Regions from separate parts of the Homo sapiens genome. Here regions 2, 3 and 4 are each linked to region 1. A link is a loop called in an ENCODE intact Hi-C map of the cell type or tissue named here. Cell type or tissue: PC-3. All regions are shown on one strand. Links, peaks and the distances in the headings refer to the core of each region. The heading gives the core; the rest is flanking DNA. Region 1 has its middle 36 kb from the start of LINC00520. Region 2 has its middle 44 kb from the start of LINC00520. Region 3 has its middle 66 kb from the start of LINC00520. Region 4 has its middle 57 kb from the start of LINC00520.

Evidence for each region. Hi-C counts contacts between places; a loop is a spot of excess contacts. Peaks named below come from ENCODE experiments on the same cell type or tissue, not always from the same donor. Only the 100,000 strongest peaks of a DNase experiment are listed, where the experiment ranks them.
Region 2: a loop joins it to region 1, with 6 times the contacts of the local background. A loop is called at or near these places in 2 of 110 quality-filtered maps.
Region 3: it touches region 1 in a loop (4-fold over the local background); 3 of 110 quality-filtered maps call a loop at or near these places.
Region 4: it touches region 1 in a loop (5-fold over the local background); 4 of 110 quality-filtered maps call a loop at or near these places.

Annotation. Positions count from the first base shown.
Region 1 is chr14:55,828,419-55,836,234 of GRCh38, forward strand. No RefSeq gene overlaps it. Among named protein-coding and RNA genes, the nearest start is that of LINC00520, 36 kb to the left of the region's middle. RefSeq lists an enhancer at 3,633-3,927. In PC-3, for the core only: no CTCF peak of the experiment used is centred there; a DNase peak (open chromatin) is centred at 3,823; H3K4me3 peaks cover 1,803 bases; H3K27ac peaks cover 3,010 bases.
Region 2 is chr14:55,748,851-55,756,666 of GRCh38, forward strand. No RefSeq gene overlaps it. Among named protein-coding and RNA genes, the nearest start is that of LINC00520, 44 kb to the right of the region's middle. RefSeq lists enhancers at 3,621-4,236, 4,238-4,789, 4,790-5,340. In PC-3, for the core only: no CTCF peak of the experiment used is centred there; DNase peaks (open chromatin) are centred at 4,361 and 5,811; H3K4me3 peaks cover 617 bases; H3K27ac peaks cover 1,042 bases.
Region 3 is chr14:55,727,182-55,734,997 of GRCh38, forward strand. No RefSeq gene overlaps it. Among named protein-coding and RNA genes, the nearest start is that of LINC00520, 66 kb to the right of the region's middle. In PC-3, for the core only: CTCF peaks have their summits at 4,911 (motif pointing right) and 5,128; a DNase peak (open chromatin) is centred at 4,900.
Region 4 is chr14:55,735,893-55,743,708 of GRCh38, forward strand. No RefSeq gene overlaps it. Among named protein-coding and RNA genes, the nearest start is that of LINC00520, 57 kb to the right of the region's middle. In PC-3, for the core only: no CTCF peak of the experiment used is centred there; no DNase peak of the experiment used is centred there.

The DNA of each region.
Region 1 (7,816 bases), core at 1,736-6,735:
AGCTGCTGCTCAGGCAGATGTTTCAGGATGCAGGAGGCTCAGGCCACAGCATTAGAGGCTGCCTGCCTGGCCTGTGGGCAGAGCAGTTTCAGTTCATAATCTTATTTAAACATTATTACAATGAACAATACATGCTTATTGTAGCCAACTTAGATAATTCAGCAATCACAAGGAAAAAAATCACTCATAATCTGGCTATAATGTGTAAACTTTAAAACATTTTTTTCTATCCCCCCTTTTCCTCAAGGAAATAGTGTTCTTACTGTGAATACATTTGGATGTATATATTTCATGGTTATTGAACAGTCTTCCTCCACACCATTTTGCATGTGTTCATGGCAGTCAGGTAGATACACTTCAGCCACTGTCTTGGCGTGGCCTCCTGTGGTTTAGGAATGAGGGAGCTGGGACAATTGAGGAGGCAAATGGCAGCATCAAAGTCAGATGACTGACCCAAGGCCACCTCACAATTCTATAACATTTGGCTTAGACACTGTAAGTTAGGACAAGAAGGAGCTTTGGAAATGACCTTGCTGGGCATCTCTTTATGTTTGAAGACACTGAACTGAGAGGAGGCGGCTCTTGCCGTAGGCCCCTGAGGCCATCACTGGCAAGTAGGACCTGGAACCCAGGAATCCTGATTCTTTGTCCAGAGCTTTTTCTGCTCTTTCACAAAACACCATCTTGCCTTCTTAGAAGAGTGTGAAGAATTTGGAGAGATTTCACTGATCGTGGTGACACAGAGGTTAGAAGGTAAGCGCTATGAGGGAAGAAAAAAGCAGAAATTATGTGGAAAAGAGAAAGACAAAGTATGAATGATCATGATCTTTATTAAAGTTTGAGGTAACTGTAATTAAAATGCGGATGGACTGTTAGGGATTCTGATAGATTATAAAGAAGAATTGGAGAGAAGGATGTATTTTTTGATTGTCAGTAGAGTGGGTTATAAAGGGTCACAGCTGATATTTACAATAGGTAACCATGGTGTCAGGAAGGTGGCTTGAAGTAGACCTTCAAGGAAAGTGATAGTATACCCTTTGAAAGTAACTTGCTCAGGTCACAGAGCTATAATTGGCCACTCTGAGCCAGATAGAACCTGCGTGCTCTATCTCACAGGACTATCTGAAATACCTCTCAGAACTGTCCATCTGGGGAAAGAAAAAAGGGAACATCTATCTGTTGGTTTATTTGCCCTATGGTCAAGTGTTGCTCTGCAAAGTGTTAATTCCCCTGCGCTTCTGGGTTGCTCTTATCTGAATCCATCCTTCCTGGCTAGTCCCAGGGTGGGACATGAAAAGCTTGTAGAGGAGAGGTGCTATCAGGTCATGCCTGCTTGAGCTGGTCAAAACCTAGACAGAACTGGTCACTGAGGATGGATAAGAGGTGAGGCAGGGAAGATTAGGAGTTGTGTACAAGAAATATTCTATATATTTGAACTAGAATGCAAATCTGGCTGGTTCCAGACAGAACATCCTGTGCAGCTGAGACTTCTTTTATTTCTAAAGACTTTTCAATGTATATTTCCTCCAAAGCTTATATTCTTTTCATCATAGCCCACGGGGTAGGCTGCCATGATTGTTCCTGCTTGAGTCACATGATACCTCTAGAACAATCACTGTGGCCAGGGAGGCATGTTCTATAAAATGACCGCTGCTCTCTTTAAAATCATGTTTGGAGCTTAGCGAAAGGTACATTTCTCAGAAGACAAAACAGTGGATGTCTCTTGTGATAGCAAATAATAATAATAGTTATCAAAACCTCTGATTCAAAGGCTCATGGTGCTTTCAGTTTTACTTAAAGCTCAGTTTTCATAGGAACTCGGTGAGATAGGTAGAAAATATTTCATACAAGAGATAAAGAAGATCGGTGCCTCTTTGGAAAAAAGCCTCTAAAATATTTGTGGGATCTCCCTGGTCTCTCCCCTCTACTAAGTGCACAGAGAAAGAACACCTTGAGTATTGCATCCAGAAGGCTAGGCAGAGTTGGTATTATTTGAAGCAAATTGGAAAGGAATTTCAGAGATAAAGACTTAAGAATAGTTTTAATGGCTTTATTCCACAACAGCCTTCCAACATAGATTCAATTCAGTGTTGCCCAGTGGATTACAAATTTGAATGAAACTCAAAGGAATCATTCCACTAAATGGATTGAGACATTCTAGCCAAAGGATGTGGGCTTATTGCAGAGTCCCCTTGCCATGGGTGGAATGGCAGAGCATGCCATTTCTGAGCTTTCTCTACCTGGCACCTTTGTTCATCACACTTAGAACTTCTTTGGTTGGTGAGATGTGGACACTCAAAATCCTCTGGCCTGTTTTAATTGGACCTTTAATTTCATTCTTTGTCCTGGTTAATTTTGCTAAATAAACCAAGGCAAGCAGGTGGCTTCATGTGGTTACTATTGTTACTATTAAAAGCTATGATTAAGACAGCTCTGCACACCTAGTTTTAAACTCAGGCCTGACTATCCTACTTTCCTAACTCCATCCCAAATCCTTTGTAAGACTTATTTATTTATTTTTATTTATGTATTTTTTTTTTGTAAAACAAACAGGATGGACAGCTGCACTCAAATTTGTATTTTGGATAGATTCACATCATTTTCTCAAGTAAAAAGCACATGCTTTCAGTACATTTTCTTTTTTTCTCCCTTTTTTCCCCCTGGTGCTGGAGTTCATAGAATTCTAATTCACATAAGTTTTAATATTTCACCCAGCTGGACTGTGTGTTAGGGGCTAAGTTTTCCTTTCCCCTCATCTCAACATTTGTCTTTGACTCCTCCATTTGCATCTCTGTCTCTCTGGATTTTTCTTTCTCTATTCAGGCCTTTCTCCATAAATTTTCCTGTAGAACATAAAGGAAAAGACAAATTCCTGATTTGACTTTCGGTGCTGGGGTATTGTCAGAGACATTTGAACCAGAGTGATTGCATCCTGAATAGGGGTAAAATGAGTCTGAGACCTACTGGGCTGCATTCCCAGGAGGTTGGGCATTCTGTCACAGGATGAGATAGGATATTGGCACAAGGTACAGGTCTCAAAGACCTTGCTGATGAAACAGAGTGGGGTAAAGAAGTCGGCCAAAATCCACCAAAACCAAGATGGTGATGAAAGTGACCTCTGGTCATCCTCTTTGATCATTATATGCTAATTACAATGCCTTAGCATGCTAAAAGACACTCCCACCAGTGCCATGACAGTTTACAAATGCCATGGCAACGTCAGGAATTGACCCTATATGGTCTAAAAAGGGGAGTAATCCTCAGTTCTGGGATTTGCCCAACCTTTTCCCAGAAAACTCATGAATAATCCACTCCTTGTTTGACATATAATCAAGGAAAAAGCATAAAAATAGCCAATCAGCAGCCCTCAGGGCTGCTCCATGGAGTATCCATTCTTTTATTCCTTTACTTTCCTCATAAACTAACTCTCACTTTACTGTATGGATTCAACCTGAATTCTTTGTTGCATGAGATTCAAGAACCCTCTCTTGGGGTCTGGATTGGGACCTCTTTCCAGTAACAGTATGAAGGTGGGGGAAAAAGGCCCCATCTCAGAATAAAGAAATAATAAATAAGGGATAGATGGTAAGAAATTCTGGAATTCTGGGGGTAGGTTTTGGAAATTTTTTCCCTAGAAGAGGGTAAGGATCAGCATGTTGAAGCCAGCTCCAACTCCAAGTTCAGTAATGTCATTTTGATAACTTGAAATTGGCCATAGTGAAAGTACACCACCCAAATTGACATACATTACAGGTCTCTCTGGAATGCTGATTGTTAAACATTTACTAATGAATCATAGGCATTTCCATAGAGTGTGTTTGCGTTATTACAGCTAGGAGGCCTGGGTTATGTTTTCCTAGTAGACTTTATGTAAAAAGCCCATTTGTTCCATTGCCCCTCCCCATATCAGGTTCATTGGGTGAGGTGCCAAAGGCTTTGTACCAGGTGTCTGGAAGGTAGTGTTCCGATCCAAGCTGCTCTTCTGCCTGGAACTGTCTTCCTCAGGTAACAGCTTGGCTCTCATTGCTTCCTCCTTCTCTTCCAGTCTTTATCAAAAGCCACCATCTCAGTGAGGTCTTTCCTGACCACCCATTTGTCCCTGCAACATGTTCATCACTGCACATCCTGTCCCACTTTCTCTGGGCTTTTCCACGTCCTCTATCATTTTCTAACTATATACTTCATACTATATACTATATTATGTTTATTTTGCATCTCTCCTTCTGGAATTAAGCTCCTCAGCCTCAGAAATCTTTGTTTGCCCACTGGTATATCCCAAGCACCTAGAACAGTGTTCAGCACACAGTACATTCTGAATAAATATTTGTTGAATGAATCAAATAAATAATCCTATCTCTAAACAAACTGGTATTACAATTTGGTGAAAGGTATAGAATGGCAACTCTAGTCTTCTAATCTGCAAAATAATGATGTATTTTGTTTTATTTAAGGGGATTTTTTTTTTTTTTGCTAGAATCAAGTGAGATAATATACAGGAAAGCAGTACTTTAAAATACAAAGAACTTTGTCAAAGTAAAAGGCGTTTGTACTGAATGTAATTGGTTTCTCATAAAAAATAGCCACATTATCTGAACTCTAATTTGATGTTCCTTCAGAGGGTATTACCTCCAGAAGGAAGAAAGGGAGGAAGAAAGGAAGGAAGTGGGAAAGAAAGGAAAGTTAAAGAATAGCAAGAAACAGAATAGGCTGCCCCAGACTGAGCCTGCTCTTGTTAATGTACTACTATTAGGACGATACTATTTTTAAAATGAGGGTTGAAACTGCCCCTCATGCTTGGCTAATGACATGGTTACATCATAAAAAAGTCATTCTTCTCTGGCAATAAAATGCTACTCTTTTAAAATCAAGGGATTCTTATAGAGTAAGAAAAAAATCAGTTGCTTACTGATACCTGGAAAATTAAATTCATTTCACATGGGAGGAAACTTTGCCTTCCAAAGAGCTATTTCTGCATTAGAAGAGAGACTGATTGTGGAGTTCTATGTATTTATGAGATACCTGTGGCACAAAACACTCAGTTGTAATGTGGTTTCATAGAAAAATTATGAAGTAAGTTGCCAAGGAGAACCAAAATCCATCCATCCATCCATCCATCCATCCATCCATCCATCCATCCATCCATCATGGCTAATGTCATGGACTCTAATTCAGAATTTTGGATGTGAATTTTACCTCCATTACTTAATAGCTGTATGATCTTGGGCATGTCTTCTTCACGTAATTTCCTCATCCATAAAATTGGAATAATATTAGTTCTCACCTCATAGGATTGGTCTGTGGATTAAATGAGCTAATATACATAAAGCTCTTAAATAGAGCCTGATATATAATAAGGACTATGTAGGCATTAACTATAACTAATTTAGCCAATATTTATAGAAACCCCACTAGGCGCTTGGTAAAATGAGGCTGAGACTTACTTGGCTGCATTCTCAGATGGTTGAGGCATTCTAAATCACAGGGTGAGACAGGATGTCAGCACAAGATACAAGTCATAAAGACCTTGCTGATAAAACAAGTTGCAGTAAAAAAGCCAGCCAAAACCCACCCAAACCAAGATGACGAGACTGACCTCTGGTTGTCCTAATGACTATACTCCCACCAGCTCCATGACAGTTTACAAATGCCATAGCAACGTCAGGAAGTTACCCTATATGTTCTAAAAAGTGGACCCATGAATAATCCATGTGTTTTTTAGCATATAATCAAGAAATAACCCTAAAAATGGGCAAACAGTAGTCCTCAGGGCTTGTCTATGGAGTAGCCATTCTTTTATTCTTCTACTTTCTTAATAAACTTGCTTTCACTTTACTCTGTGGACTTGCCCTGAATTCTTTCTTGCACAAGATCCAAGAACCCTCTTGGAGTCTGAATTAGGACTCCTTTCCTGTAACAAAGCTATTACTTATAAGTGGCATTTGAAGTGCAGGGCAGTCTTGTGGGGTGGATCCCTCAACCTGCTACTCCAGATAGATAGATAGTGCCAGGTTTGAACTGAATTAGATGACACCCAGCTGGTGTCTGCTGAATTGGTTGGTGTTTGTGGAAAAATCTCACACATGTCGTATCAAAAGTATTGTGTTGAGTGGTGTGTGAGAGTAGGACGTTTTGGTTTTTCCTATCTTTTAACCATCTGAGAATGCAGCCCAGTAGGTTTCAGCCTCATTTTACACAGCTCCTATTCAAGATGGACTTGCTCTGATTCAGACACCTCTGACAGCTTGTCATCTAGTCTCTTGACCTACCAGTTATATATCAGGGTTTCCACAACTGCCTCCTTGGTTTCAATTAATTAGAGCAGCTCACAGAAGTCAGGGAAACACTTGCATTTACCCATTTATTACAAAGGATATTTTGAAGGATACAGATGAACAGCCAGATGGAAGAGATGCATAGGGCAAAGCATATGGGATGGGATTCAGAGCTTCCATACCCTCTGTGGCAGGCTACCCTCAAGGAACTTCCATGTGTTCAGTTATCTAGAAGTCACCAACCTAGTCTTTTTGGGTTTTTATGGGGGCTTCATTATATAGGCATGGTTGATTACATCATTTGACATTGGTGATCAACTTAACCTTCAACCCCTCTCCCTTTCCTTGAGGTTGGTGGGGTGGAGATGAAAGTCCCAACCCTCCAATCCTGTCTTGGTCTTTCCCATGGCCAACTCCCACCCTGAAGCTATCTAGGGGCTGCCAGGTGCCAGTCATCTCTTTAACATACAAAAGATACTCTTATTACACTGAAGATTCCAAGGGTTTTAGAAGCTGTGTGCCAGTATATATGTGTGTGTGTGTATATACACACACACACTATATATATATATATATACACACATATATGTGTGTGTGTGTATATACACACACACTATATATATATATATATATATATACACATATATATATATCTTATCATAAATCACAGTGTCATAGTACTAGGCACACCTTTCCCTATCATTATTCATTTGTGAGAACAATTTTAATAGTTGCATAAGTATTCTGCAAAATATATATGGATATACCTTAGTGCAGTGCTTCTCAAATTAGTCTGCATTAGAATCACTTGGACGCTTGTTAAAGCAGATTGCTGGAAGTTTCTGATTGAGTAGACCTGAGACACTTCCTAAGGATTTGTGGGGTTTTTTTTTGTTTGTTTGGTTTTTTTTTTTTTTTTTGAGATGGAGTCTCACTCTCTCACCCAGGCTGGAGTGCAATGGCGTGATCTCGGCTCACTACAACCTCCACCTCCCAGGTTCAAGCGATTCTCCTTCCTCAGCCTACTGAGTAGAGGGGATTACAGGTGCGCAGCACCATACATGGCTAATTTTTGTATTTTATTTTAGTAGAGATGGGGTTTCTCCAAGTCGACCAGGCTGGTCTCAAATTCCTGGCCTCAGGTGATCTGCCTGCCTCGGCCTCCCAATGTGCTGGAATTATAGGTGTGAGCCACCTCACCTGTTCAGAATTTGCATTTCTAACAAATTCCTGAATGCTGCTGATATTTTCCTTTGGGGGCCATACTTTGAAAACCACATCTTAGTCTATTTAACCAATTTAGTATATTTAACTGTTTTTTGAATAGTTTGTTTACGAGGTGTAACTCTGCCTAGGAAACCTCTGGGCAATCAGAATTCTTATCAGTCACTGACAGGTAAGTGTGAGTGAGTTTATTAGCTTAATGAGGACTATAAATCAATCTCCGAGATTCCTATATCAGATACACCTCAGGCAGCGCTGTAGAACCTTATAGCCTCACCTGTACCTTATTTTGTCCCCTATCCTGGGGATTAGTAGTCATC
Region 2 (7,816 bases), core at 1,852-6,851, 79 kb before region 1:
TAATCCAACTCTGCGTAATGTAAGTAGAAACAAATGTATTGTAACAGATCAGGTGGATTACAGTCAGAGTAATGCCTAGGAATGACCTGGTGAGGAGCTTATACCCCGTGGCGGCCCACTGAATTCTGCAGCTGATGCCAGTGCTACCACCATACTGGGCACTGGAGGCCCTTGCTGGTGGCCTTAGAATGACTTCTAGACTGTTTTTTAATTCTTTACTTGCTCCAGGGTGAAAGTCTCAGATAGAAGCATTTAGGTCCTATGGACTTAAGCTGTAGGCCCTGGTTGCCAGGATCTGGGAGATCAAGTACCTTAGCGTGGGTTTCCCCTGGAGCAACCCTGAAACAAGGAATTGAGTGTGAGTGGCTTATTTGGGAGGTAATTCAAGGAAACACTGGTAGGGGAGTGGGGAAGTCAGATAGGGAAGGGAGTGAAACAATAAAGGGTTTGTTATCAAGCAAGTTCCCCTGGGAGCAACTCCAGCTTAATCCTGCCTGGGATTCTGAAAGACAGGGTAGGCCATGTGCCTCAGGTTTATCCCACTGAGAGGCATGGTGGGGGGTCTAGGCTATTTACCCATCAACTCTTGGCAGTCATTGGCTGAGGGTCTGCTGGGTAGGGAGGTAAAGTGTACATCCCTGGCATTCTCTGCTTGTCCTGCAAAGTGGGCTCTGCAGGCCAGAGCAAGCCCTCAGGCATTGAGTAAGAGGAGTTGGCAATTGGAGTCTGACATTGCACAAGCACCTGGTGTTTACTGCCTCTCACCAGCATTCTTACAAACATGGGAAGAAAGTAAAGATGCCAGGCAGCCCCAAATGATCAATACCCATCACAGGTGTCTTGTGAAATCTTGTCAAGCAGACAGCAACACTGTGGGGGAGGCTGCAGCCCACACAGACCTGGGGTGCTTGCAGCAACTGACTCGCTTTTAGGAAATGCAGCTGTGCAGGCCCCATGGTGTCTTGTGGCTTCCTATGTATCCTCTCATCTCTTATGGGACCATAATCTTCTCAAAGGCAGAAAGCACCTTCAACATTTTAAATTCCCTTACCTCTTACCAACTGCACTCTTTACAATGCTCGGCACATAGCAGTCACTAATACTTTAAAAATTAAGTTCAGTGTTTTCATAAATACCATAATTTTTACTTCATAGAGGTTGATGAAAAACTAGAATTGTTCATATTTAGAAGGACCCCGTAAGTCAAGCAGAGCACACCGTGTCCACGCCAAATCCCCTTTGATAGCATCCTTGTTGTGACCGGTGGTCACAGGTATTGTCCAAGGACTTCCAGGGGGCAGTGTGGTGTCATGGTGAAGAGTGGGGCTCGGTGGGTGGCCTGCCTGCCTTTGAATCCTGGCTGAGCAATTTATGCATAGTCTCGGGCAAGGTGTGCAATGTTCTTTAGCCTTAGTATTTTTCTCCACAAAATGGGGATAATTGCAGTGTCTGCTTACATAAGGCCGTAAGCGTTAAATAGAAAAAACAGATATAAACATAAGTCCATATACAAATAATATGCATACATATATATTTATATATCTATACCCGCATCTATATAAATACAGATATTTAGCACAGAGCAAATAACAAACATTCCGTCCCCAAGGTGGCTGTTATTATTCCAGAGACAAGTTATTCCATCCTCCTGAAGGTGGACTTTCTTATTTGGGAATAGCTGCTATTGTTAGCAAGTGCATCAATATATCAAGCCCAGATCTTTCAATATATCAAGCCCAGATCTTTTGTCCACACAAGGGTTCAATCTTCAAACTGTGTTTTAAATTTCACTCTCCCAAAGAAATAATTTTTAGTTTTATTTCATTTTTAATTGACAAATAATATTGTATACATTTATGAGTATAAAGTAATATTTCCATACATGAATACATTGTGGAATGATCAAATCAGAGTAACTAGCATATCCATTACCTCAAATATTTATCATTTCTTTGTGTTGAGAACATTTGAAATCCTCTCTTCTAGCTATTTTGAAATATACAAGACATTATTATTAACTGTAGTCACCGTGACATGCAGTAGATCACCAGTACTTATTCTGCTTGTCTGAAACTTTGTACCCATTGACTGATGTCTCCCCTTTCCCTGTTCAGCCCCCCTCCCACCCCAGCCTCTGGCAACCACCATTCTCCTCTCTACTTCTATGAGTCTGACTTCTTACGATTCCACATTTAAGTGAGATAATGCAAGATTTGTCTCTCTGTGCCTGGCTTATTTCACTTAACATAATGTCCTCTAGTTTCATCCATATTGTTGTAAATGACAGAATTCCCTGTTTTTTTTTTTTAAAGCTAAATAGTATTCTACTGTGTCTCTCTACCACACTGAATAATCCATTCATCTGTGGAGAGACTCTTAGGTTTGTTTCCACACCTTGGCTGTTGTGAATAGTGCTGCAGTGAACATGGGCGTGCAGATGTCCCTTTGGCATATTGATTTGTTTCCCAAAGGAATAATTTTTAAACATGTGTTGATCTTGTTTTGCCTTCTGAAACTACAGAGGATAATTCTTTTTCATTTGCATGATTTTCTTTTTCTTCTTCTTTTTTTTTTTTTTTGAGACAGTGTCTCGCTGCAATGTGATGCCCAGGCCGGAGTGCAATGGCGTGATCTTGGCTCACTGCAACCTCTGCTTCCCAGGTTCAAGCAATTCTCTTGCTTCAGCCTCCTAAGTAGCTGGGATTACAGGCACCTGCCACACGCCCTACTAATTTTTGTATTTTTAGTAGAGATGGGGTTTCACCATATTGGCCAGGCTGATCTCAAACTCCTGACCTCAAGTGATCCACCTCCCTCGGCCTCCCAAAGCGCTGGGATTACAGGCGTAAGCCTTGCGCCCAGCCATGATTTGGATTCTAATAAGAAAAGTGTGTTGTCACTCCTAAGTGTGTTTCCCAAAGTGTCTTCTGAAAATGCTACACTCCAGAGGATAAAAGTCACAATACCCACTTGTACCTTAAGGGCTCTGAGGAGTCCTGCAATAAATTGTTCCTAAAACTATCTTGAAGAATGTGACATCTTTTAATATCCCTGCAGTTCCTTGGCATGGATTTTGATTTGTTTGCTCTCTTTTCACCAACGTTCTTGATGTTGGCCACAAATACTACAGACATTGAAAATAAGTGTTTTTCTTTTTCACAAAAACATAATTTAATACTTTTTTTTTGGAAAGAAGTTAAAAAACTTCTTTTTCCACATCTTCCTCTTGCTCTTTTCAGAAGGGCATTTTCTACTGTCTGCACAATTGGAAAGAAACAAGAAGGGGACACAAAAAAAGCCTGCTCTCTCTGCACCTTTTTCTGCCCCTCATGTGGAAAACTCAGGTTTCTTAAATACCAGCTGCTCCCACCCCCAGCAGCTAGAGGTCATGGAGGAATTCCACATAGTACTAAGCTTGCTGCTCTTTCCCCATTACCACTGCCCTTGGAGAGTGGTTTTCCCACATTGTGAGCATAAAAAATTAAAACTCAAAAAGGCGGGCATCTTTTCACCAGAACCTTTTCCTCTGCACCCTCTTCTCAGTGCTCCTAAATCATCAGCTCTGGAGAGGAGTATCTGCTCCTTTCATAAAAGGAGCAACTGGGCTCCTCACCCAAGCCAGTAGTTTCATAAATACCATAAATTCAGTGTTTTCGTAAATACCATAATTTTTACTTTATATAGGTTGATGAAAAACTAGAATCGTTCATATTTAGAAGGACCCCATAAGTCAAGCAGGGCACAACTTGTCCATGCCAAACCCCCTTTGATAGCATTCTTGTCGTAACTGGTGGTCACAGCTATTGTCCAAGGACTTCCAGGGGGGAGTGTGGTGTCTGATGTTTTCACAGCAGAGCATGGCGGCTGGGTTCCAAGAGGGAATGTTCTAAACGTACCTTGAGAGAAAGCTCAGTTCCAGGATTTGAATGACAATGGCTGCTCCTCATTGTTTCTGCCCTGATCAAGGCGCTCCTTTTACAGGCAAACCATGTAATTAGGTTTGAGGGACAGTGCCTTGGGGAAGCACAGAGCCACAGGACCTCAGTGCTGGAAGGAGACCTGGAGATCACCAAGCCTAGACTTTCCCTTTTACAAATGAAACAGCTGCAGCCCAGAGAGGTGACGTGCTTTGACCCAAGCTGCAAAGCAGAGATGGCTTCTTCCTCTTGCTCCAAAGATATGATTCTTTACTTTCCTTTCTGCTGTTCTGTGGGTGGGGGTTATGGGGAGGAGGGGAGGGCATATGGTTTCACAAGTCTGATTTTTACCTTTCCCCCACTTGCAGCCAAGAAATGTATTGCTGTGCTTAAGATCTCTTTCATTCATTCGATAAACATTTATTAAGTGCTTACTGGGTGTCAGGCATTGTGCCAGGGCATTCTTTCACTGCGTTTGTTAAACAAACATGATTTATTTCTCTCTGAAGCTGGTACAATGAGGCCTCAGGCTAGTTGCTATATGCACAAAAGCATACCAGTTTGTATATTCTGCTTCCTGGCACCAGACACTTTGGCCCCAGTCACCAAAGAACCCCACTGGTGTTTCCAGCTCCTTGGTATCTCTTGAACCCAGACAGTCCATGTCTGAGGCCTCTGAATTAAAGCTTTACAGAGATGACCCACAGAATCTTTGTGTACCTGTCTCCTTGCAGAGGATAAGAGGTGGCCTCTTCCTTGAACACCCTGGTGGTAGTGTGGCCCAAGGGTGGCACACTTGTGCCAGCCCCCCCCTCCACAGTGCACGAGGCTTGGCTAAGCTAATTGGGGCTGTCTCTCAAATTCTTAAATTTGGCTTAAATTTGGTTGGGCGCGGCTCACACCTGTAATCCCAGCCCTTTGGGAGGCTGAGGTGGGTGAATTACTTGAACCGGGGAGTTTGAGACCAGCCTGGGCAACATGGCAAACCCCATCTCTACAAAAAATACAAAAACTAGCCAGGCGTAGTGGTGTGTGCCTGTGGTCCCAGCTACTAGGGAGGCTGAAGTGGGAGAATGGTTTAAGCCTGTGAGGCAGAGGTTGCAATAAGCTGAGAGTTTGCCACTGCACTCCAGCCGGGGTGAAAAATACATAAATAAATAAATCATACTTAAATTCAATAATTATTCACTAAGCACCTTCTATATGCCATTCTCAGGTCTAGGTACTTGTAGGTATCATTGAACAGAACAGGCCAAAATCTCTGCCCTTGTGGAATGCACCTAAGAACTGGCTGGCACCTCCCTGTGGATTCACTGGTAACTAAATCCAGAGAATAAATGACACATAAGACAGGCCCCAGAGGCTACTTACCAGGATGGAGTAAGGAAGTGATAATGAGGGCTTCCAGAGGAATAAACTTTTTCCACCGCCCAGGCTTTCTGGGCCCTGACTTTGCTGTGCTCTCAAGCAGCTATTGCCCATGTCTTTCCTTATAATTGAGAGCTCTGATCTCTGGACACTCCTGCAGCTATGGGCAGTGGAGGCTGTGCGAGGACCCTTACCTCCATCATTCAACCTGCAGAGAAGAGGGCTCTGTGGTGACTGGGGACAAGGTATCCAACTTATTTCTGCCATTGACCTGGTGGACAGAGTCTAGAAGGATGTTCCACTAACACTGTGGAACTCAGAAGTATTAAAACTCAGTATTTCCCTGCCCCATCAAGTCAGAAGACTGAAGAAGCAGCTGTTCCATTACAGCCAAGGTTTTCAAAGTGTGGTCCTTGGACCAGCAGCCTCAGCATCAACTGGTGTGTGTTACGTATTCTTGCTTAACAAGTTACTCTAAAACTTAGTGACTTAAACAACAAACATTTCTTCTCTCACAGTTTCTGTGGCTCAGGAATCTGGGCATGGCTTAGCTGGGAGCCTCAGGCTCAAGATGTCTCATGAGGTTGCTGTCAAGCTATCGGCAGGGGTGGAGATCTCATCTGAAGGCTTGACTCAGTTTGGGGAGGAGATCCACTTCCAAGTTCATGCATGTGGTTGTTGTTGGGCCTCAGTTTCTCATGGCATGAGCCTCTACATATGTCTGTCTTATAGCATGGCTTCCCACAGGGCAAGCGTTCAGAGAGGGTGAGAAAGCACATGAGATGGAAGCTACAGTCTTTGGAGAACATATGCTTAGAACTGACATTCCATTACTTCTGCCATATTCTATGCGTTAGAAGTAAGTAAGTTCAGTCTGCATCAGGGAAGGCTGATGTAGGAGTGCGGATGATTGCGTGCCTTATGCAAGAGGCTTATTTTAGAGCTGCCTACCATACCTGGAAACTTATTAGACATACAAATTGTTGGACCCCATTCCAGACCTACTGAATCAGAAACTCTGAGAGTGGGGCCCGGGAATGTGTGTTCTACACTCCTTCTGGGTGATTCTGATGCATGCTTAAGTTTGATAGCCATTGGCTTAGAGTAGGGGATTGGTGAACTTCATTTTAGGCACCAGGGGCCCCTACTATCTCTGCCTCAGCTACTCAGCTCTGCCACATAGAGGAAAAGTAGTTATGGACCATATGTAAATATTGGATATGGCTATGTTCTAATACGACTTTACAAAAAGAGGCAGTGGATGGGATTTGGGCCCCCAGGCTATAGTTTGTCCACCCATGCTTGAGAGTAGCAGGGACTTTTTATGTGATCAGCATTAGATGGTGTTACCTCCGTATTTTTTTTTCTTTTTAAATCAGGCAAAGCTGTTTTCTCTGTTTCCTTCCAGAATAGTCTGAGATAATTCTGACTCCCCAGCTCCTGAGAGATTACCAAGACTCAGAAAAAAGGATTGTGCATATGCTTGAGTTTTCTGACGTGTTTTTTTGTGGCTGCCAGTAAATCGCAAGCTCTTTGAGATAGTGTATGATGGAGGCTACGAATATGGGCTTTGGAGATAGACAGATGTGAGTTTGAAATCTGGTTCTACCGGCACTGTGAACATGGTGACTTAGCCTCTTTGTGCCTCAGTCTCGTCATCTGTAAAATAGAGCTGATGCTAGCCTGCACCCCACACAGTTATAAGCAGTTGTTCTAATTACCTACTGTCAGGTGACCAATCACCAAATTTAGTGGCTTAAAGCAACAACAGTTGGGCAGGTCTTCCGCTCCAGTGGTGTCATCGGTGGCTGCAGTCATCTGTAGGCTGGGTGGCGGTACATCCAAGGCAGTGTCCTTTGTCACTCACATGGCTGCCAGTTGGTGCTGGCTGTCAGGAGCACCTTGCTGTCTTCCACATGGCCTCTCTCTGTGGCTTGATGTTTTCACAGCAGAGCATGTGCACCTCTTGGGTTCCAAGAGGGAATGTTCTAAGCACAGACAAGTCTTGGGAGCTGCACAGGATCACTTCTGCAGCCACTGTCAGGACTAGTTCAGATCCCAGGAAAAAAAAAAATTGCTGCCATCTTTAAGCCACTCCAGGAGTAAATGAAAGTAACCACAAGAAGTGCTTGTCTCATGCCTGGGCTACAACAGAAAATAAATGCTAAGTACTTACATTAGGAAGCAGAAACTCTCTTGCCTGGTTCTTTGTGTCCTGTCCATGAGGGCTTATTGCTATTCAGTCAACAAGTGTTTCTTCAGGGCCTGCTGGATATCTCTGGAAGGTCACCAGTAGGATTCCTCTCCTCTCTACACTCTTTAATGATGTAGTCAGTTTCCTACACGGGTTATCATGACACTTTGGTTTCCTGAGAGCCCTGTAGGCCTAGCACTCTCCATTCAGAAGCTACCTGCCCTTCAACAAGCCCAGGGAGAAAAGAGGTGGGTTGGACTAGAGGGACGCTCTGAGATGATTTGATTGGAACAAGGGTCTTGTCCCCTCTCAGCTGCTGAGATAAGGATTCTCAGCC
Region 3 (7,816 bases), core at 1,440-6,439, 100 kb before region 1:
CCTTGAGGAATCGCCACAGTGTCTTCCACAATGGTGGAACTAATTGACACTCCCACCAACAGTGTAAAAGTGTTCCTATTTCTCCACATCCTCTCCAGCACCTGTTGTTTCCTGACTTTTTAATGATCGCCATTCTAACTGGTGTGAGATGGTATCTCATTGTGGTTTTGATTTGCATTTCTCTGATGGCCAGTGATGATGAGCATTTTTTCATGTGTCTGTTGGCTGCATAAATGTCTTTTTTTGAGAAGTGTCTGTTCATATCCTTTGCCCACTTTTTGATGGGGTTTTTTTTTTCTTGTAAATTTGTTTAAGTTCATTGTAGATTCTGGATATTAGCCCTTCATCAGATGGGTAGATTGCAAAAAATTTTCTCCCATTCTGTAGGTTTCCTGTTCACTCTGATGGTAGTTTCTTTTGCTGTGCAGAAGCTCTTTAGTTTAATTAGATCCCATTTGTCTATTTTGGCTTTTGTTGCCATTGCTTTTGGTGTTTTAGTCATGAAGTCCTTGCCCATGCCTATGGCCTGAATGGTATTGGTTTTCTTCTAGGGTTTTTATGGTTTTAGGTCTAACATTTGTCTTTAATCCATCTTGAATTAATTTTTGTATAAGGTGTAAGGAAAGGATCCAGTTTCAGCTTTCTACTTATGGCTAGCCAGTTTTCCCAGCACCATTTATTAAATAGGGAATCCTTTCCACATTTCTTGTCAGGTTTGTCAAAGATCAGATGGTTGTAGATGTGTGGTGTTATTTCTGAGGCCTCTGTTCTGTTCCATTGGTCTATATCTCTGTTTTGGTACCAGTATCATTCTGTTTTGGTTACTGTAGCCTTGTAGTATAGTTTGAAGTCAGGTAGCGTGATGCCTCCAGCTTTGTTCTTTTGGCTTAGGATTGTCTTGGCAATATGGGCTCTTTTTTGGTTCCATATGAACTTTAAACATATTACCCTTTTAATATATTGCTGGATTCTCTTTGTTAAGGTTTTGCTGGGTTTTAAGTCATTGGTATTTAGGTTTTCTGAAAAGAACTGGAAAGCTTTATTTCTTTCTCTATGCTCTGAAACAGGTAGCATTGGAATGATCAGTTCCTTGAAAATTTAGAAGGATTCATCCATGGATCCACTTATGTTAGGTGTTTTTTTTTTTTTTTTTTGCAGGGGCAACTATTTGCAACTTATACAATTGCTATCAAAGTTATCGATCATTCTTTTCCTATATTACTTCTTTGAATTTTGATAAATATTTCCCTAGAAAATTTTTATCTAGGCTTTCAAATTTATTAACATAGAGCTCTACACCATATTCTTTTATTATGGTTTTATACAACTTTATTTTTAATGTCTGCATAATATTCCATAGGTGGATATGCCATAATTCATAAATGTAAAAACAGTTTTACATTTTACTAGTAATTTTAAGTAGTGGTTGGCTGGTAAATGAAGGCAGTTTTTCCTTCTTGAGTTCTACTGGCAACCCTGCCCTGTGTGATCTTGTTGAGAGGAGGATAACAAAAGGATATGGCCTTTGGGTTCAAATCTTGGCTCTGCCACTTGGTACCTTGGGGGAAATAAATTAATCTCTCTATACTTTAGTTTTCTCTTCTGGAGAAAGGATAATGATAGTAATTTCTGTCTCAGCAAGGGTTTAGTACAAGAAACTAAAACTCTTCTAGGTGTTTTAGCAGAAAGGGATTTAATACAAGGAACTATATACTTACACAGTTGCTGAAAGGGCTGGAGGAGCAGTGATTCCCTATCACAGAACTGACGTACTAGGGGAGCTGTACCTCTGAAGCCAGCACGATGGGAACTGGTGAGTTTAAAAACACAGCTGAAATGTTGTATTGCTACTGGTTCTGCTTTAAATGCCCAGGAAGCTGGAGAAGGACTGCAGTCCTGCTGCAGAAAAGGATCACATCTCCACACCCTTGCTTGCCAGAATGAAATTTCTAAAAGGGGCAAGAAGTGGCCTCTGCCTCATTTTCACCTTCCCAAACTCATGCAAATACTTATAACTTATGAAACCTAATCTATATGCAAAGCCTGAGCTCCAAAGGAATTTGGGAAATAGTTTTCAGCTTTCTAGTATGGAGGATGATCAAGCCAATCCACAATATCTGCTATAATGCCTTCCATGAGATTGTTGTGAAGATGAAATAAAATAATTCATGTGAGTACCTGGTAAAGAGTGATGCAGTAAATGCTATTTATTGTCGTTTATAGAGAGCAAGGCATGTGCCAGGGACTGAGCTTATTTACTAGGGATGGAAAAATTAATAATGTTTCTTTGCTGTCCTCAAAATATTTCCAGTATAAAGAGGGTAGGAATTAAATAATTATATTACAACCAAAAAAAGTGCTATGGGAAGGCAGGGGACAGGGTAACTTGGTTGGCAGTGTGTGTTAATTCGCTTACTTATTCATGAGAAAGCATATTTGCTGGCATAACTCACTGTACTGACCAGGCCTATTGCTTGGTGCTGGGATGTAGAACTGAACCAGACAAATGTCTCTGCCTTGTGATGCCCTATGTGTTCTCAGTGGGGAGTGATGACTGGGGGGAAGTCAGAAGGAAAGGCTTCACAGAGGAGGAAACATATGGGCTGGCTCTTTAAGGATGAAGAACATTTTAGGCAGAGAAGGGAAAGAAGGCAAGTACAGACTTACAAAGAATTTTAGTTCTTGGCTTAGGGCAGCATTTCCCAAAGTGTGTTCCATAGAACACTAGTCCCCAGAGTGGCTCCTCGAAGGGATGGTTCTGCAGTAAGTCACCATCTAGGGGTCATGATGATGATTAGCTCATTAAAATGTTGACAAGACTTACAGTAAAATGCTATTAACTTTTTAACTCAATGTTTATTATATTTTTTGTCACAAAAACCTTCTTTGATGGAATATCTATTAGTATAGAATACACTCTGCAAAACATAAACCCAAGGTGATCAACCGCTTCATTCTACAGCTGGCAAAATGGGGCACAGGCAGGCTAAGGGTCACACCATTGGATTATAAGCTGAAAGAAGTCAGGGACCATGTTTCTCTCCAGCAACTTTTTTTTTTTTATTATTAAGGAATTAACCTAGTACATGGCACTAGACTGTTAGGGATGAAGAATTGATGAATTAATGAAAAACTAATCTAGAAGAGAACTCAGATATCTCAACTTTCGGGCCTATGTTTTTATTAATATATACCTTTCAGCCAATGGGAAGACATTCTCCCCACAAGGGTTATGTACAGCCTTTTCCCTTTGAGGTAGTGTTGCCTGATAAAATTTAGGGTGCACGCAATATTTGGACATATTTATACCCCAAAATTATTCATTATCTATCTGCTGTTCAAATTTAACTGGCATTCCATATTTTTATTTGCAACATTTGGCAACCCTACTCTTGGGGAAACAGTATGGAAATCTTTCTACCTGCTAATGTTACTTGTTAATCACCTTAAAAAGCCATTTATAAACAGACTTGTATTTTGCTTTCCAGTATATCACAGGGTCAATCCTTTTAAGTGGGTCTAAGAAGATAAACTGATTATGTTCACCTTAGTTTCTTTCAAGTTCCTGCTGAGAGAAAAAGCTTTTGTGTAAACAGGGAAGTGACAAAGCATTTGTTTCATCAGCCTGCACCCTAGCACATGTGAGAGGGTGCCAGTAAATTCTTCCAGCCTGGGCAGCCCTTTATAATCCACAGGAGAAGCACAGACTGAGATAGTAAGAGATATGTGAAGGAACAGGGAAGACAATTTCCTAAGTAATGAGGCTGTTTAGACCTTGCAGAGGAAGGACACTGCTATTATACACCCTAAGCCAGGTCTGTGTTTCCAAAAGGTGATACTCTTAGCCACAATTTTTTGAGTTTGGACCAGATGATTCCTTCATTTTGTGCAGTGCAGACCTGGATATAGATAATAAATTGTAATGCCCTTAAAAGCTTTCTTGTTCCCCATCCATCTTTGTCCTGCCTCACAAAGATGTACTGAGACCTCTCACAAACCATCCATTGTGACTTTGCCAGGGGATCCTGATCTTAAGACAATTAAACAATTAAAAAAGATCAGTTAAAAAAAAATCCTTCTTCTCTGCTCCTTATGCTGTTGGCTGCTTAAGCTGTTTGCTTTCATCCTCAGCTCTTGTGTGAATTATACATGTTTTTGTAAACTCAAACTTAAAACCCAGTATGTCTTTAGATAGCTTTTTGCACTGCACCCTTTAATGTGGGTTATTTTTCACATGCACTGGGGTGATTTTGCTTGTGCATAGAAGGGCGGTGGCTTGCTTCAAGTATCGGTTAATTGCACTTACATTCATTGGTTTGTTCCTGTTACAAACAGAAAAGAAAAAAGAAAAAAAACAAAACCCAACCAAACCAACCAAAGAAACACAAAACATTATGTACCAGGAACTGTGTGTAAGGCCCAGGTGAAACAGAGATACATAAAGCACAGTCCTTAAGGAATGGAAACGTTAAACAAATACTTACAATTCAATGTGATAAGTCAGTAGAGGTGACATTAGTACAGAGGTGCTGCACAGAGGGGCAGAAGGAATAACTCCACCTGTGGGAGACGGAGGGGGAATAAAGAGCTGCACAGGGATTTATGAGCTGAATCCTGAGGCATAAATAGGCATTTTCTCACTGCACAGATTGCAGATGGGAACTCATGCAAAGGCAAGGAAATATGAAGCTGTGTAATTTGTGTTCAGTGAGAGACTTCCACAGGTTAAAGATGGCCCACTGGGACCCAGAAAGAAAACAGCATAACTCCTTTTCTGTATTTATTTTTATGTAAAAAATCTTTACTAATATTTAGTATATGATTTACAGTTGGGCATATGTAATTTATCAGTTAAGTATAGCTGTGTGGTGAGTTGCATGCTCAAAAATGCTTTACCAAAAGGGGGCGCCCATGATCAAACTAATTTGGCTACTACTGCTGGAGTGGCAGAATTGGGGGTCCAATTCAGGCCGGCAACAGTGCCAAAGGAGTCCAGATAATTATGTTTCTTGTAGTCCAGGGTATCTCAAAGTATGGTCCACATATATGTACCTACAATGCTTGCTAAAGAAAAGTGAATTCCCAGGCCTATCCCACATCAATAAAATCAGTATTTCTCAGGAAGAGGGTCTGGGAATTTGTGTGTTTGACAAATTCACCAGGTGATGCTTATGGTCTTAGTCTGCTCAGGCTGCCATAACAAAGTACCACAGACTGGGTGGCATAAACAACAGACATCTATTTTTTCAGTTCTGGAAGCTGAAAGTCCAAGATCAAGGTTCCTGCAAGGCTCAGTTCCTGGTGGGGGCTCTCCTCTGGCTGGCAGATGGCCACCTTCTCGCTGTGTCCTCATATATTGGGGAGAGAAGCTCTACCCAGACTGGAGTTCAGTGGTGCAATCTCAGCTCACTGCAACCTCTGCTTCCCAGGTTCAGGCGATTCTCATGCCTCAGCCTCTGGAGTAGTTGGGATTACAGGCACATGCCACCACGCTTGGCTAATTTTTGTATTTTTTGTGGAGACAGAGTTTCACCATGTTGGCCAGGCTGGTTTCAAACTCCTGACCTCAAGTGATCTGCCTTCCTTGACCTCCCAAAGAGTTGGGATTATAGACCTGAGCCACGGCTCCTGGCCTCTTCCTCTTCTTATAAGGACACAAGTTCTATTGGATCAGGGCCCCACCCTTATGATTCATTTAACTTTAATCCCCTCCTTAAAGGCCTTATCTCCGAAACAATCACATGGGGGAATTTAGAGCATCAATATGTGAATTTGAGGGGGGCAGGGCAGGACACAATTCAGTCCATAGCACTTATGTTCACTGAAGTTTGAGGACCACTGCTCTAGTCTAACCAACAAAGAAACAGTAAAACCCGTGATAGCTTCTGATGGTAAGCTCCTTTGTTTCTGAGTCTGCACCGAGAGGATGAGCTAGAGAAACATGGGATTTCCAGCTCCCTGCCTTGCCTTTCAGACCAGCATTGTCCACTAGAAACATAATGGTAGCCACAAATGTGAGCCACATGTGTAATTTAAAGTTTTCTATCAGCCACAATGGAAAAATGTTTAATGAGACTGTGACATCAGTAAGAAACAGGTGAAATTACTTTTTAATAAGTAGTTAATCTATTATATCCAAAATATTATCATTTCAACATAAAATCAACATAAAAGATTATGAGTAAGATATTTTACATTTTTTGTATGAAATCTTTGAAATTCTGTGTCATATTTTATACTTCTATTTTAGCACAGCTTAATGTAAACTAGCGAGATCTCAAACACTTAGTGGCCACATGTGGCTACTGGCTACTGTGTTGGACAGGCAGTGCTAGACTATCCCAAGCTAGACTATTCTGCTTTGAAGAAGCAAAACAGACCAGGTGTGTTGTGTAACATGCTGTATAAGTACCGTTGTTTCTAAGAAAGGCTTTATGATTATGATTAGTCCTGAAACGTTTTTGTTAACATGACTCTCCTCTAACCAGAAGTTTAAGATGTCAAGTTTAAGCAGAGAACAGAAGCTGACGGCTCATCCTAGCAGCTGAAGAAATTGTCACCGTTCAATGTTCTCTTTACCATTTACATAAGAAATCACAAGCTGCCAGCCAGGGCTGGCTGATGCCTGAGCCATGCTGACTTGATGATGGTTTTCCCTTAAATTAAAACTGAGCTGCATTTGATTTATCACCCAGAGCTGTCACTTCTCACCTCCAGTGAACCTTTCCTAAAACCACAATAAATGTCACTTCAAAGGTTCAGAACTGGATTTCAATGGTGAAGAGCATATTCATCCTAAAACAGGCTCCTTGAAACAAAACAGGGTTTGCCATCAGTGTTGGGAATGGGGAGAGGATATGGAGACACTCCCCTGAATTTTGTATAATGAAGAAAGCATTTGGCTGATCATGAACTTTACCCATATCCACAAGATCAAGTTTGGGATCCCCAGGGGCAAAGGGTGTGTTATTGGTGCTGAGCTCCGTCTTGGGAGCCACTAGAGCCCAAGAGCTTCTAGTTACTTTTGAGACAAGAAATTCTTGTTTAGTTGGAGGAACTTGGGGGCATTTGGTTAGAGAAGAGAAAGTTTGGTGAAGAGGGCATGACACATCACCCTCATGTATTTGAGAGCTTCTTGGAAGAAGAATTAGACCCATTCTACATAGTCAACAGGGCAGAATTAGAACATATCTTTAGTTCAAGATAAATAAGACATTTTTAATGAGATTGTGACATCAGTAATAAGACACAGACATCAGATTGTGCTTCCGTATGGAAATATTTGTTGAGTACCTACTTTGGGTCAAGCACTGTTATTTATATTATTTTAATGAAATTTCATAACATTTCTGTAAGGTAGGCATTATTAGCTCTTTTTCATAGATGATGAAATTGAGGCTCAAGGATGTTAAGCACCTCCCAGAATAGGTGCTTTGAGTTGGAGGGAGGTCTCCCAGTCACTGAGCCTGTTGAAGCAGAGGGTGCAACACCATCTGTATGAGCTGGGAGGTGTCAGCCATCTTGATAAGCTAATAACTGCTACTCTTTACTTGTGCTTGTTTTGTGATAAAAGATATTACAAATTTTGATTTATGTATTAAAGTGACATGGCCAAAGAGATATTACATAGACTAGTTTTCAAACTATTAAGAAGAGAAATTCTTTTTCCTTCCTGCAGATGGAAGCTTCAGCAGCAGGAGCCAGGCCCCACACTCTCCTGCTCCCAGTTGGTCTGTGGTGGGATATGGTGAGGCTCAGCTGTTTGCTGGTCACTTCCCCTGGTGACCAGTTAGTATCCCAGAGGAATCACAGATAA
Region 4 (7,816 bases), core at 1,683-6,682, 93 kb before region 1:
TAAGCACAACACATTCATGTCACCAGTATCTGAGTTCCTCCTTTTCTACCAGGGTGCACTTCTAGACCACACAGCTTAGCTGGTTGTGGTCAGGTGGACCTTGTGATTGAGTTCTGGCCAATGAGACATGAGCAGGAAGGAGGAGCAGCACTTTCCTCTTGCCTGGACAATCTCTCCTACAATCTCTCACATACTCTCTTCCTTCATGAGAAGATGGAAGTTCTTCTGGCTTCCTGAGTGACGAATTCTCCCTTTCCTCTGCTCAGCTGCCTCAGTTTGAATATGAATTAGAAAGAAACCACTGCTAAGCCACTGACATCTTAAGGTTGTTTCTTATGGCAGTTAGCCACTGATAGGGTTTGGCTGTGTTCTCACCTAAATCTCATCTTGAATTGTAGTTCCCATAATCCCCACATGCCATGGGTGGGGCCCAGTGGGAGGTAGTTTAATCATAGAGCGGTTACCCTCATGCTGTTCTTGTGATAGTGAGTAAGTTCTCACAAGATCTGATGGTTTTATAAGGGGCTACCCCCCTCACTTGGCTCTCATTCTTCTCTCTCCTGCTGCCATGTGAAGAAAGACATGTTTGCTTCCCCTTCTTCCATGATTGTAAGTTTTCTGAGGCCTCCCCAGCCATGCTGAACTGTGAGTCTATTAAACCTCTTTCCTTTATAAATTACCCAGTCTCAGGTATGTCTTATTAGCAGGTATGTCTTATTAGCAGACTAATACATACATTTTGATTTATGTATTAAAATGATGTGGCCAAAGAGATGTTACATAGACTGAGTAATAGTTTTCAAACTATTAAGAAGATAAATTCTTTTTCCTTCCCCCAGATGGAAGCTTCAGCAGCAGGAGTCAGGCCCCACACTCTCCTGCTCCTGGTTGTTCTGTGATGGGATATGATGAGCCACCCTGACTCGTATAGATTTAATAGAAGTTCCAGAAGGAAAGAATATCAACTAGTGCTTTTCAAATTTTAATGTGCATATGGTTCACCTAGGTGTCTCATTGAGTTCTTGATTCTGATTCCATAGGTCTTGAGAGGTGCCAGCTATTTTGCATTTCTAACAAGCTTCCAGGTGGTGAAGCCACACCTGGTCCATACATCACATTTTGAGTAGAAAGAGAGAATGAGGAAGAGGCAATATTCAAAGAGAGAATGGCAGAGAAGCTCCCAGAGTTCAATATGCCAGAGTTTACTCTTTGTCTGTTTTCTTCTGTGTTCTTATTTCCTAAGTAAGTAGACACTTAACTTCAAACAGATGACTATGTTTCAACAGACTGGGGGCTTTGGCTCAATTTCATGTCCCTGCAAGTCACTTTGGCCATCTCAGTCACTCAGTCACATTTATGCACACATGCACACACACAGAAGTGATTGTGGAAGCCCAATGCACAATGATTTTTTTTGGCGCGTTTCCATATTTTATGATCCTCTTTGCAAAGATGCCCGTTCAAGTGCAACACACCATTTCATCTCCATGCCTACTCCTTTGTGGTCACAGATCTAGTGATTCTGGACCTCACTGGACTCTGTGATCCCTGGACAAAAGAACACCTAGAAAGCTTGGGTGTGGGGCTGACCCTGAGGCTCTCAGCCTAGACCACATGGAGTTAGAATGGGATTGGAACTACCCCAGCTTGGTGGGAATCCCCTGGAACTGAGAAGGCGAAGAGCTGCCCCTGTCAGCAATGCTGTGCCCACCCAGGCTCTTCTCCAAAGGTGGTGTTCCTCTGCTCTAAGACCATGGTGACAGCAAACAGGGATAAGAAAGGTATCAGCACTAGGGCTGGAACCTATGGAGTCCTCAGCTTTCCCAAGCAGATTTTATGCCGGAGGAAGTCCAGTGTAAATGTCATTTGCTTTACATGCTGGATTGGAAAATAGACAACTTGTGTGTCTTATACAGTGGAACTTGAATTTCAGAGGTGAAAGAGATGCATAAAAAACCTTTACAAAGTTGTAAAAGGTTTTTATTTAAACCGGTACTTCCCATTCTCACAAATGACGAGTGTACTATGGCAGAGTCTAAATTTTCTTCTTTAGGTGAACCTAAAAATTTTTGCTAGCCTATATAATTTGTATGTCCACAATTATCTATCTATCTATCTATCTATCTATCTATCTATCTATCTATCTATCATCTATCTCTATCTATATTTTATTTTTTATAAATAGAGACAGGGTCTCACCATATTGGCCAGGCTGGTCTCAAACTCCTGGGCTCAAGTGATCAATTGCCTTTGCCTCCCAAAGGGCTGGGATTATAGGCATAAGCCACTGTACCTGACCCAATCTTTTTTGCTAAAATATATCTTGCAGTGCCCATGAAAGAATATGTTCAGAATTCATCTCTAAAATGGATACTGGTTTTACCTTCATCCTACCAACAGAATGTATTGTGACTAGAGCTACCTCCCATCTCTTGGGGCAGCAAGTGGGGCCTAATAGCTTTATAAGATATAAACATAATTAAACATTAATGGCTAATATTATTGAGTAGTTACTGTGTGGCAGGCATTGTTGTAAGGGCTTTATGGTTTTTTTTTTTTTCTTGAGATGGAGTCTCCTTTCACCCAGGCTGGAGTGCTGTGGCGCGATCTCGGCTCACTGCAAGCTCCGCCTCCCGGGTTCATGCCATTCTCCTGCCTCACCCTCCCGAGTAGCTGGGACTACAGGTGCCCGCTACCACCCCTGGCTAATTTTGTTTTTGTATTTTTAGTAGAGACAAGGTTTCACTGTGTTAGCCAGGATGGTCTCGATCTCCTGACCTTGTGATCCGCCCGCCTCGGCCTCCCAAAGTGTTGGGATTACAGGCGTGAGCCAGCGCCCCCAGCCTTTATGGGTCTTAACTCATTTTCTCCTAATACAGTCTCCCACAGTGTAGCTACAGTTATGACTCCCATTTTCTGGAAGAGGAACCTGAGGCACAGGGTGGTTAGGTAATTTTCCCAGGGCACAAGGAGTAAGTAGTAGAGTCAGGATTTGAACCAAGCAGTCTGACTCAATAGACCATAAGCATAATGGCTATACTGTGTGTTGGCATAGCAGAGCATAACTTTTCTCCTACCTTACCAGAAAATGAGCACACTGGAAGCCTCTGTTTAAGCCTGGACTTTGGCTGTCCAATGTGGTGGCCCCATGTGGCTACTGAGCACTTGAAATGTGCCTAGTACAAATTGAGATGTGTGGTAGGAGTAAAATACATACTGGATTTTGAAGACAGCATGAGAGAAAGAATGCAAAAGATCACTTTTATAATTATTTCATATTGATTAAGTGCTGAAATGATAATATTTTAGATATGTTGAGATGAATAAACTATATCCTTATAATTAATTTCACTCTTTTTACTTTTTAAAATGTAGCTTCTAAAAAATTAAAAATTCCATGTATGACTTGTCTTTGTGGTCAGCATTTCTATTTGAACAGCGCTGGCCTTGGCAGTTTGCTCATTCATTTGTTCACTCATTCATTCAGCATGTGTTGGCAACCAATAGGTGCCAAAAGAAGCTAGACTCTGAGGATACAGCAGTTAACAAGACCAATTTGATTCTTGTTGTCAAGTAGCTCAATATTCCAGAAGGGTGGGTGGGAAAAGGAGGTCTTAAAGACCCTAAGAAATAATTATGTAAGTAGTTAATTAACATCATTATTAAGTGTTCAAAGAGGGAAGGGGGTAGCTAGGAGAGATTGTACTAAGGGCATCTAACCCCTGGGGGCCATTCAGTAAATGTTATCCATTCAATAAATATTTGTTGAGGGAATAAATGAATCTGGGGGATTAGAGGAGCTTTCCTGAGGAAATAACTTTCAGATAGAATTCTGCAGAGATGGGAGAGAGTCAGGTGAAATATTGGCAGCTTCTCCTGTGATCGCAGGCCCTGCTGTGTGGGTGGCTTTGTCTACTCTCCCTTTATATCACAGATAGTTGTCTCTGGTTGGGTTTGGGTCTGCCCATTTTGATGCGGTGGGTAGAGGCATGGGGAGTTGTGTTCCTTGGTATGAAGAAGGGTGGTCTCAGCCACTGGGGGCATCCTAGGGAGATGGGCAGGAGGGAGGTCACCTTCCCTTCCCTCCTCCAGCATCGCGCAGTGCCCAGCCCCTGGGGCCTCCCACAAGGAGGCTGTGTATTGCCTCCTTTCCCTTTCCTCCTGCTCCTACTAGGTTTGCCTCTGCAGCATTTTCCTTTGTTGCACAATCCATTTGACAGGTTTTTATTTTGTTGTTGTTTCTGCCCAGTGTAAATGAGATCTCCAGTAGGGAGAATGACTTTTAAATCTTTTGTGACCCTGGAGTACAAAATGTTCCCAATTCCTTCCCCTGAGCAATTTTTATTTCTGTGGCAAGTCACAATAGAGTGCTTATTTTTGTCAATAACAATTGGGCAGCAGGAGAGGTGGGAGAGGCTGGCCCCATGAAGCTGGGTGGCTGGAGTTTGCTGCTGGTAATGGTAACTAGCCTGAAGTGGGAGGGAGCTGGGAGCTGGAGCTGGGCTGGGGACAGAGGGCAGCTGTGGGCAGCTAGGGAGGAATGTGGGCACCCGCCCTTGGGCCCCTGTGCAGACCCCGGGGAGTTGATCTTGGATCAGCCTCCTCTGGATTTTTGCAGACACGATCCCAGGTTGCCAAGTTACCCAATGAGCCAGAAAGCAATAAAACCACCCTAACCCAGCTGGGGGTGGATTTTGCTTGGTTCAGAGCCTATCTCGCCTGGATCTTATATTGGACTTACACAAAGGGATTTACTCCAGGATGGGTAACTATTTTGGCAGGAAAATCAGGCACTGTGCCCTAAACATACTGGGACTTAATAAATATTTGTTAAGTCAGTGAATACAAATTTGCAGTAAGGAATACCATTTTCAGTTAATTCAGGGCAGTTGGGCTGCCCTGAATGAGGTCTCAGCTGGGCTGGTTGTCTCAGCAGTCTTTTCCTGATCTAAGATTCTGCAGTTCTCTGAAACTTGCCTGGTCAGGGACAGGCTTCTGACCTGGAGGTGGGTTACGGTCCAGGATTTGTGCCTACCTAGAGGTCACTGTTTCTTCCTTACAGCAGGGTGTCTCGACCTCGGCACTGTGGACATTTGGGGCTAGAGAACTCTTTGTGGCAGGGGCTGTCCTGTGCACTGTGGGAGGTTAAGCAGCATCCCCAGCCTCTACCTACGAGATCTAGTGGCACCTCCCTCCACGCTCCAAGTGGTGAGAAGCAAAGATGCCTCTCTGTCTTGCCCAGTGTGCCCTGGGAGATGGGGGCAGGGGACAAAATTGTCTGTGTCTGAGAACCACTGGTCTACAGGAGTAAAGGGAGACCGTGTGCGGATGATACCAGGAAGTACATAATTGCAGGCCGTTTCTGTGCGATATATATCATATGGCATGGAGGGTGTGTGGATTTATCTTCCCAAGCACTGTATTTAGCACACATTAAAACTGCCTGCTCTGTCTTAGTGCCCACTTGTTGGGGTGGGAGGCCTGGGGGAAGGAGGAGGGCTCCTGCAGCACAGCAAGGCCCAGGAGGTGGTTCACTGCACACGGACAATGCCCAGCACACTGCATCGTCCTCTGTCCACAGCTCCCTCCTCTATTCCTTGGGGATGGCAGCAGTTCTAGACACTGTATGTCCACTGAAATCACCTGGGAGGCTTTTCAGGACTTCGGTTTAATTGGTAGCAGCTAGCACCTGAGCATCTCTCCCTCTTTCTTTTTTCTTTTCCTTCCTTCCTTCCTTCCTTCCTTCCTTCCTTCCTTCCTTCCTTCCTTCCCTCCCTCCCTCCCTCCCTCCTTCCTTCCCTCCCTCCCTCCTTCCTTCCTTCTCTCTCTTTCTCTCCTTCTTTCTTTCTCTTCCTTTCTTTTTTTTTTTTTTTTTGACTGAATCTCACTCTGTCGCCCAGGTTGGACTGCATCTCAGCTCACTGCAACCTCCACCTCCTGGGTTTAAATGATTGTCCTGCCTCAGCCTCCTGAGTAGTTGAGACTACAGGTGTGCACCACCACGTCCCGCTAATTTTTGTATTTTTTGGTAGGGACAGGGTTTCACCATGTTGGCCAGGCTGGTCTCAAACTCCTGACCTCAAGTGATCCGCCTGCCTTGGGCTCCCAAAGTGTTGGGATTACAGGCGTGAGCCATCGCACCCGACCGCATCTATATTTTTTCTGAAGCCGCTCAGGTGACCCATCTGTGCAGCTGTCCCGCTGAGAGTCCCTGGTGTGACAAAGAGCCTGGGCTTTGCGATCGGGCACCCCTGGCTATAGTCCCAGCTGGCCAAACTTCTCTGAGGTTACTTGTTGATGAAACTGGGAATAATAATTGCTCCCTCCCAAGCTGTAGTGATAGGTGAAGGAGGTAATGTTTCAAGGAAGCTCTTATTGTGAGGTGCCTAATAAGTGCTTATTAATGCCCTTCTCCTTTCAGGCCGTCCTTCCCGTAGCCACATCCTTCCCTCCTGGTCTCATTCCCTCTGGCTCCGAGCTGGGTCTCCAGGCGCTCTTTTGGGATCTCCATGTGGCTGATGTGGGGTTGTCTCTCTTGACTCCCTGTGGAGCCTCTTCTGTTTTCTGCACCTGGAAAGAACCAGTTTCTGCACACTTTTGAGGCCCTAGGCCACAGCAGGGCTCAGAGGGATTTTCCAGGTACTTCTAGCAAAGCTGACCTGAGGGGCCAGCAGTGAGTGCCAGGGCAACACAGGAAACACATTCCTGGCTAGGGGTATGTCTCCATTTGTCCTACTATTTGTGTGTGTGTGTGTGTGTGTGTGTGTGTGTGAATAGGGAGTGTGTAGGTGGGGCAAAGTAAGCCTGGGTCACACTTAGTAAGCCTGGGTCACAGGGGTCAGCTGAAGGTGACACGAAGAGGAGAGGTTCTGTTCATTCTGTCACTCACTTATCCTTTTATTTTTTTTTTAAATGGCCCACTGCAGATGCAGGCCCCCGGAGTTAGAACAATGCTTTGGTTATGTTGAGTTAGGGAGTGATAAATATCCTTGAGAAGAATGCTCTTGTGTAGGCCTGTAGGTCTTGGGGCTACTGACCCAACACAGTGTTTAACCAGGGGCAACGGGTTCCTGTGGACATCTGGCCTGAGCCCGCAGTTAAACCTACCCCCTCACCACTTTATTGAGCAGAAATTCGTAGTCATGGGTGTATTCACATGGAGCCGAAGTAGCCCTGTAAATTAGCACAGAAGTTAAAACCTCACCCAATTATTTCCCTAGTTCATTCTCTTCCCTTGGATTGCAGTGCTTGTCAAATATAGGAAGTGAATGTTCTTCCATGGTTTACCGGAAAAAGTCATCCTGGCAGGCAATTTTTTTAAACTGGAAACTCTGGGTAGATTCTTGGACTTTGCCTAATACTAATAAGAAACCTAGTATGAACATTTTATTTGACCAGTGTTCTGAACCAGGGGTGATTTTTGCCTTCCAGAGGACATTTGGCAACGCCTGGGAACACTTTTGGTTGTCACAACTAGGGGAGGATGCTACTGGTTTCTTAGAGAGTAGAGGCCAGGATTGCTGCTAAACACCCCATAATGCACAGGACAGCTCCCCACAATGAAAAATTAGCCCAAAATGTCAATAGGGTTGAGGTTGAAAAATCCTGTTAGAGAAGCAAGTGTCCAGTGCTGGCACTGGGATGTGAATTCCAGGCGCTTCTGTCCAGCTAAACCCCAGCTCTCCCCTGCTGGAACAGCTCGCTTGGCTTGGTGATGGTAATGGTTGGGTCTGGGCACACTCAGCCAAATGATGACGATAACTGTGTTCATGATTGTATTTCATTAGTACCTATTCGTGCTGAGTCCAGAGCTGGG